2 separate regions of the Homo sapiens genome follow, and region 1 is linked to region 2. A link is a loop called in an ENCODE intact Hi-C map of the cell type or tissue named here. Cell type or tissue: Caco-2. All regions are shown on one strand.

The links. Hi-C counts contacts between places; a loop is a spot of excess contacts. Peaks named below come from ENCODE experiments on the same cell type or tissue, not always from the same donor. Only the 100,000 strongest peaks of a DNase experiment are listed, where the experiment ranks them.
Region 1: it touches region 2 in a loop (17-fold over the local background); 47 of 110 quality-filtered maps call a loop at or near these places.

What each region holds. Positions count from the first base shown.
Region 1 is chr17:7,745,875-7,749,874 of GRCh38, forward strand. The region is part of intron 12 of DNAH2 (dynein axonemal heavy chain 2); the gene reads left to right. Among named protein-coding and RNA genes, the nearest start is that of DNAH2, 30 kb to the left of the region's middle. In Caco-2, no CTCF peak of the experiment used is centred here; no DNase peak of the experiment used is centred here.
Region 2 is chr17:7,815,144-7,819,143 of GRCh38, forward strand. It overlaps DNAH2 (dynein axonemal heavy chain 2), which reads left to right. Exons shown (of 86, transcript NM_020877.5): 64 at 1,428-1,592; 65 at 2,147-2,272; 66 at 2,418-2,566; 67 at 2,647-2,713; 68 at 2,803-2,953; 69 at 3,169-3,317; 70 at 3,500-3,633; 71 at 3,776-3,920. Among named protein-coding and RNA genes, the nearest start is that of KDM6B, 17 kb to the right of the region's middle. In Caco-2, no CTCF peak of the experiment used is centred here; a DNase peak (open chromatin) is centred at 2,088.

The sequences.
Region 1 (4,000 bases), 69 kb before region 2:
GGTCAGCCAGCGAGAGTAGATACAGCATCAACTTCAGTGCTAAACAGTCTCAAGTTCAAACCCTGGAGCATTTTGCCACGTGACCTCAGGCGGGCCATTGAATTTCTCTGAGCCTGAGTTTCCTCATCTACTTAAAAAACCCTTTCCTGGCATTATCGGGCAGCTGATGACTCACGCAAAGGTCCTCACAAAGAATGAACAACCAAGAAGCATTCTTGCCCCCTTCAAAACAATTGCCTCATAAAACTTGATGAAGATAGTATTTTCAAAACAAATGTAGCAGAGTGATGTAACAGTTTTAGTTTTTAAAACATTTTAACCTTTACAAAGGGCTAATATAGGCATACAGTGTAAAATTCAAAAGTCATTCTACAAAAGGATAGAGAATGAAAAGCCTGCTCCTCTGCTGTCCCCTAGGGGACCCAGTTTCACTCTGAAGACAGTCAGTGTTTCAGATTCTTGTATAATATTCCAGGAATAGACATATATGTCTACTTAAGTATCCTTTTTTGCATAAATAGTAGTGTACTATACATATTGTTCTATATATTCCAAGTGCTTTCAAAATGATTAATTTTTCCATTATAAAATTATTGATCATTTTAGAACATTTGCAAAATGCAGAAAAGTAGAATGAAGAAAAAAATACTCCTAAGAATAACCACTTTTAATGATTTGGTATATTTTTATCACTTCCTCCCCACCCTCCATTTCATTTGGTTGTTTTCCTTTAATCTTTTAAATCTTTACTGGGTATTTTAAAATGACAAAAACACTACATGCTCACTGTTAAGAAAAACAAAAGATTAATGCAGAAGTATGTAAAGAAATGGCTGGCATGGTGGCTCATGCCTGTAATCCTAGCACTTTGGGAGGCCAAGGTGGGCAGATCACCTGAGGTCAGGAGTTCAAGACCAGCCTGGCCAACATGGTGAAACCCCGTCTCTACTAAAAATACAAAAATTAGCCAGGCATGGTGGCGTGCGCCTGTAATCCCAGCTACTTGGGAGGCTGAGGCAGGAGAATCACTTGAACTCGGGAGGCGGAGGTTGCAGTGAGCCGAGAATGCGCCATTGCACTCCAGCCTGGGCAACAAGAGTGAAACTTTATCTCAAAATTAAAAAAAAAAAAAAAAAGAAGCTTGTAAGGGAAAAAGTGAAAATTCAGCACATATCCCCAATCCCTAGAGGTAACCATGATTATCATGTAATCAAAAATATATCCTGCATATATGAAATAGAATCACATCATGAATGGCATTTTTGCAACTTGCCTTTTTTTTTGAATGTGGAGACAGGGTCTTGCTATGTTGCCCAGACTGGTCTGGAACTTCTGGCCTCAAGTGATCCTCCCACCTTGGCCTCCCAAAGTGCTGGGAGCCACTGCACCCCGTCACACCTTGCTTTTTTTTTAAGGTTAACAATCTGTGTGGGGGATCTTTCATTCTGTATGTATAGAATTACTTAATTCTTTTTCCTGGCTTGCAGTATGAAATCATAGTATGGCTGTACTGTAATTTAATGAACCAGTCTACTATTGATGGACTTATAAATTGTACAGTTTCTGTAAGGTTCTTGACTATTCCGTGCTGGTGGATTTCAACTGTGATTCCCGCACTTTGTTCCCTTCCCTCTGCAGCACTGTGTTTACTGAAATTTGAACACAGTGTCCCTCTAGTTAGGATAAACCAGGAGACAACTTCTCTGTCTGCTATTATCATCTCTTGTCTGGAATACCTTCTGCATAATCTTGATAGTAGAGCTTATCAAGGCAACTTTGGGCCAAATATTTATGGCTTGGGTTTATCTGAAATCCAAATAATGGCGAAACACGTCTTCCAGATAGAAGAGGTGCCTGTTTCTGTCCTTTGGGGATTGTTTTCCAGAGAGATGTTATAGGATACTTTACATTTTTGTGGTTTTAAGATAAAACTGCCTCAATCCAGTAAATAATGGAAGGGAAAGAACACGATCACAGTGAAGGATTTTGAAAGTCTGGGCTCATCACCAGTAAAGAAATCCAAGTCAGTTACAGCTTCCAAAACTTATTAACACTTCAAGGAAGTGAAGATAACTTTATCAGATTTGCTCTTTGTGTTCAAGCTCCAGTTAAGATCTTGAAATAAGCAGACTGTCCAAATGTTCTGATGTTCCTCGGAATTACCTGGCTCTCTTAGTCCTGGAGCCTTCCAGTCCCTAATAGCACTGATTTAATCCCACAAGGGGTTTTGGTATCCCACCTATATCCCAAATATTTGAACTCTGAAGTCCAAATTGGCTTTTATCACGTTTTACGGACAGAACAGCTTCACAGATTGCACTTAACACAAACATATTCCAGATGTCATCCACACCCTGGCTGAAGGAGCTGTATTATCACCCTGTGTGGAGCAGAGTAGAATTTCCTGAGAGGAGGAGACGAGATACTGAGGTCTGTTTTTTGTTCCCAGAGCTTCTCTCTCTTTTTTCCCCGGTCACAGAGTGCCTTTTCCCCCCGGGTCAGCCCGCTCTGGGCTCTAACCACTCAATTCCTCTGGCTTTCCTTTCTACCTCTACTGCCTGACCACTTGTTTGGAGATAAATTATGAAGTATTTTTAAAAAGTCATCCCCCAGACAGATTTTTATTTATTTATTTTTTTGAGACAAGGTCTCACTGTGTTACCCAGGCTGGAGTGCACTGGTGCAATCTTGGCTCACTGTAGCCTCCGCCTCCCGGGCTCAAGCAACCCTCCCACCTCAGCTTCCTGAGTACTGGGAACACAGGTGCCTGCCACCATGCCCAGCTAATTTTTTCTATTTTTGGTAGAGATGGGTTTTCACCATGTTGCCCAGGCTGGTCTCGAACTCCTGAGTTCAAGCCATCCACCCACCTCAGCCTCCCAAAGCGTTGGGATTACAGGCCTAAGCTACCTTGCCCAGCCTCGCCACACAGATTTTTTTTTTTTTTTAAAGAAAAACTGATATTTGTCAATGAAATAAAATTTGCATTCTGGAAATTTCTTGACAAACTTCAGTTAAAGACTGAACATCATTCAAAGTTTCTCCCAGGATTTTCAGCTCAGCATCAGGAAGGTATTGTCTGAATTCATCCTGTTGACTGACATATTAAACTTGGATAATTTGCCTTAAAGTTATCTTGAAAATCTTGCCTTGGCCGGATGCGGTGGCTCGCATCTGTAATCCCAGCACTTTGGGAGGCCGAGGTGGGTGGATCACCTGAGGTCAGGAGTTCGAGACCAGCCTGACCAACATGGAGATACCCTGTCTCTACTAAAAATACAAAATTAGCCGGGCATGGTGGCAAGCGTCTGTAATCCCAGCTACTCAGGAGGCCGAGGCAAGAGAATTGCTTGAACCTGGGAGGCAGAGGTTGTGGTGAGCCGAGATTGCGCCATTGCACTCCAGCCTGGGCAACAAGAGCTAAACTCCCCCCCAAAAAAAAAAAAAAAAAAAAAAAAAAAAAAAAAAAAAAAAGAAAGAAAAAAGAAAATCTTGCCAAGATGAGAGAATGAAGAATTTGTTTTGGTGCAATGTTGGCCAGCATACATGCCCAAGTAGGCTTGCTCAGATGTTTATCAACAGTGACAAATCCAAGACATCCAGTTTGAAGGACATGATAATACGTTTATGCTACTAGAAATGTTTCTGTATCTATTCACACACTTCCAATCTCCCCATATCATTATAACACAACTTTTTGTTACATTGATGTTTAGGGCTTATCTTATTATGACTCTATTAGGATTGTTCACTGCTGAGTTGAGTAATTTTACATTGTTATAGTTCTTTTGCTTGTACAATGTTTTGCTCAATTTGGAATTTAAAATTGCCTCATTATTAGGCCAGGTGTGGTGGCTCATGCCTCTAATCCCAGCACTTCAGGAGGCTGAGGTGGGTGGATCACGAGGTCAGGAGTTCGAGACCAGCCTGGCCAACATGGTGAAACCCCGTCTATACTAAAAATACAAAAAATAGCTGGGCATGGTGGCGGGTGGCTGTA
Region 2 (4,000 bases):
GAGAGTGATCTCTCCCATTTCCAAGTGCTTGGGTCAGGTAGTGCTTGCTTGCTGTGTGCCTTGCACCGTGCCATAGCCCACATCACCCTTACCTGCAGCCACCTTGGCGAGGCTCCGAAAGGATGAAACTTACCAGAATTACTCAGTTAAGGCAGAGCTACTTCTACTTTCTAGTAGTGGAACTATTTCCACGATGTGGGCTGCCTTTCCCAGTGAGGTGGCAGCGGGAAAGGGAACATGTATCGTGTAAATGCTATGTGTAATCCCCCACCCCATATTCCTCATGATGAAAAGGACGGTGATACAGTCTGTAACCAGGCACAACTGCTGTTGGGTGGTCAGATATACATACAGGATCACACACACATATACAGGATCACACACACATATACAGGATCACACACATATACAGGATCATACACACATATACAGGATCACACACACATATACAGGATCACATACACATACAGGATCACACACACATATACGGGATCACACACACGTATACGGGATCACACACATATACGGGATCACACACACATATATGGGATCACACACATGTATACGGGATCACACACACGTATACGGGATCACACACACATATACAGGATCACACACACATATACAGGATCTTGGGACAAGGCTCTATCAGTTCTCTCCTTCAGATTTCAGTGAATATATATATATTCATTCCAACCTCCACAGAGTCCACAGGTGGCAATGACTTGAGAGGGGTTTCTCTAGTATACACAGCTCTGCCCAGGCCTCCATCTCTAGTGTGGGACCTTGCACTTGGTCCTTTGTCTTTTTATTTTTATTCTTATTTTCTACTTTTTGAATAGAGGCGGGGTCTCACCATGTCGCCAGGCTGGTCTCAAGCTCCTGGCCTCAAGTGATCCTTCTGCCTTGGCTTGCCAAAGTATTGGGATTACAGGCATGAGCCACCACGCCCAGCCAGCTCTTTGTCTCGAATGGACTCTCCCTCTAACAGCTCTTGGGTTCATTTCTTTCTTTTTCTTCCTCTTTCAAGGTTCCACCTTAGGTATGGCCTCTGGCATGGAGTGGCAGTCATTTATGTGCTGTCTGGCCTTCACTTGCCACCATCTTGTGTGGCTTATTATGCTTCAAGAGGTCTCCGTCCCCTACCCAGCTACCCTGAAACTACCAAGTAGTTTCTGGGCTCTAGGAAAGGGTGGTGGAAGGAAGGGGAAGAAAATTCACCTCATCTCACGTATTTTATCTCATTTACTCTTCACGATAACCCTATAGGGTAGGTATTCTTTTACAACATGAGGAAACTAGGCTCAAAGAGATTAATTTAACAAAGCTACAAAATGGCAGCTACAAAATGGCAGAGTCATGATGTGAACAAGAACAATCTGGCTGCGAGCCCTGTGTTTGATGCGCTATACTCGAATCTCTCCCAGGTAGCTGAGAAACTGGAGATGCTAAAGAAACAGTATGATGAGAAGCTGGCACAGAAGGAGGAGCTTCGCAAGAAGTCTGAAGAGATGGAGCTGAAGCTGGAGCGAGCTGGGATGCTCGTGTCGGGGTTGGCTGGCGAGAAGGCCAGATGGGAGGAGACAGTCCAGGTGAGATCAGCTGTACTACCTGGTGTCCTTTCACTCTGCTCGCCACTTCCGAGAGACCCATCCCTTTTAGCTTGAGGAGCAGTCAGGGAAAACGGGGACACCTGGGTATAGGGAACTCTAAGAACTGAGGCGTGGGAGCTCTTCCCCTCCCCCTGCACACCTTTGGTGAGAGCAATGGAAGGAAAGGCTTTTTGCATTATTAGGGATCTGCTTCAGTGTTTGGGCAGGGCTGGGAAGCACACACAAGGACTCTTGATGTAGCCCAACAACCAGACAGAAAACAGACACAGCACATCTTGCTTCTGCCCCTCAGTGAGCTCCTGGCTTCACAGAAAGGTTAGGCCTTATCACCAGAATGTAAACATTGCCATTAGAGATAGAGAACTCAAAAGTAATTAGAACCAGGCTAGAGTTGTCAGGACACACAGGTTTAGGGGAGGGAAAGATCCTCTTTGAACCTGACAGTGTCCAGAAGAGGGTGCCTTCAAAAGCATTCCAAGTGTCTCCCAGAGTGCTGGGGCCCAGGCAGGCTTACCCTCCCTCCTGTCCGCCAGGGCCTGGAGGAGGACCTGGGCTACCTGGTGGGGGACTGTCTCCTGGCAGCTGCCTTCCTGTCCTACATGGGACCCTTCCTGACCAACTACCGGGATGAGATTGTCAACCAAATCTGGATCGGGAAGGTGAGATGGGACTCAGGCATGACAAGTAGGCTCCGAGACCAGGGCTGGGGGCAGGACCTTTGGGAATATTAAGAGATACCGTGAAGGCGCGGGGGCTGCTGGGCTCAGCTCTTCAAGTTAAAGCATGGGGCTTTTCTCTCCCCAGATCTGGGAGCTTCAGGTTCCTTGCTCCCCTTCTTTCGCCATCGATAACTTCCTGTGCAATCCTACCAAAGTCCGGGACTGGAACATCCAAGGGTTGCCCTCAGACGCCTTCTCCACTGAGAATGGCATCATCGTCACCCGAGGCAACAGGTGAGGGTGCTGCTGGGCGTGGGGGCGGTACGGGAGCATGGGAGAGAGGGCCTCACCTCTGACCTGTACTCCCCTTCCAGGTGGGCACTGATGATCGACCCTCAGGCCCAGGCCCTGAAATGGATTAAGAACATGGAAGGAGGCCAGGTGTGAGGCTGGGGGGTCAGGTTAGCCCCCCCCTTCCTGAGGCCCCACCTCTCCCGTAGTGTTCCTTCACCTTCCCCCTTGCTCTCTAGGGCCTGAAGATCATCGACCTGCAGATGAGCGATTACCTGCGAATCCTAGAACACGCCATTCACTTTGGATACCCGGTGCTACTTCAGAACGTGCAGGAATATCTGGACCCCACACTGAACCCCATGCTCAACAAATCTGTAGCCCGAATCGGTCAGGACAAGTCCCCAAGACCAGCCAAGTGGGATGCTAGGGAGGGAAGGGCTGGCTCTCTGACTGTGTCCTCTTCTTACCTGTCCCTCCATTCAGACAGCCCTGGCCTGGGGCCTTAGGACAGGCTGAGTCGCTGCCCCTGGATGCCGGTGGGGGATGGGTTAGCTGGTACCCATCACATGGAGTCCTTGCCCCTGACCCTTCCGTGGATGCAGGTGGTCGGCTGTTGATGCGCATTGGCGATAAGGAGGTGGAATATAATACCAATTTCCGTTTCTACATCACCACCAAGCTCTCCAACCCCCACTACAGCCCAGAGACCTCAGCCAAGACCACCATCGTCAACTTTGCTGTTAAAGAACAGGTGGGTACAGGCTGAGGTCCAGACTGAGCTAGGGTGAAGCAGGAAGAGTTTGGAAGGATTGAGAAAAGGGATAAGCTTGTGTTGGGCAGCTGAGGATGAGGGGTCTTTCAAGGTGGAAAGAGATGAGGAAGGTGAAGGTCGAAGGAGTGACAGCCCCTCACTGTGAGTCCTGATGCCCCCAGGGCCTGGAGGCCCAGCTGCTGGGCATTGTGGTGCGGAAGGAGCGGCCTGAGCTGGAGGAGCAGAAGGACTCACTGGTCATCAACATCGCGGCTGGTAAAAGGAAGCTCAAGGAGCTGGAGGATGAGATCCTGCGGTGAGGCCCTGCCTTCCCCTCCCACTGCCCCACGGGTCTACTCCCAGCCAGCCTCCACCCAGTCTACCCCAGGCACAACAGCATCCCAGGGAGCCTGGTCCCGCTAACCCCTTGCTCCATGTGCCTCTGGGCCTCCCCCTAGGCTGCTGAATGAGGCCACCGGCTCCCTGCTGGATGATGTGCAGCTGGTGAACACGCTGCATACCTCCAAGATCACAGCCACAGAGGTGACTGAGCAGCTGGAGACCAGTGAGACCACAGAGATCAACACTGACTTGGCGCGGGAGGTAAGCTCCCGGCCCTCCAGTCCTGCCTCCCACCAGCCATCCAAGATGCAACTCCATCATGACGGCTCGAGACCCCTCCT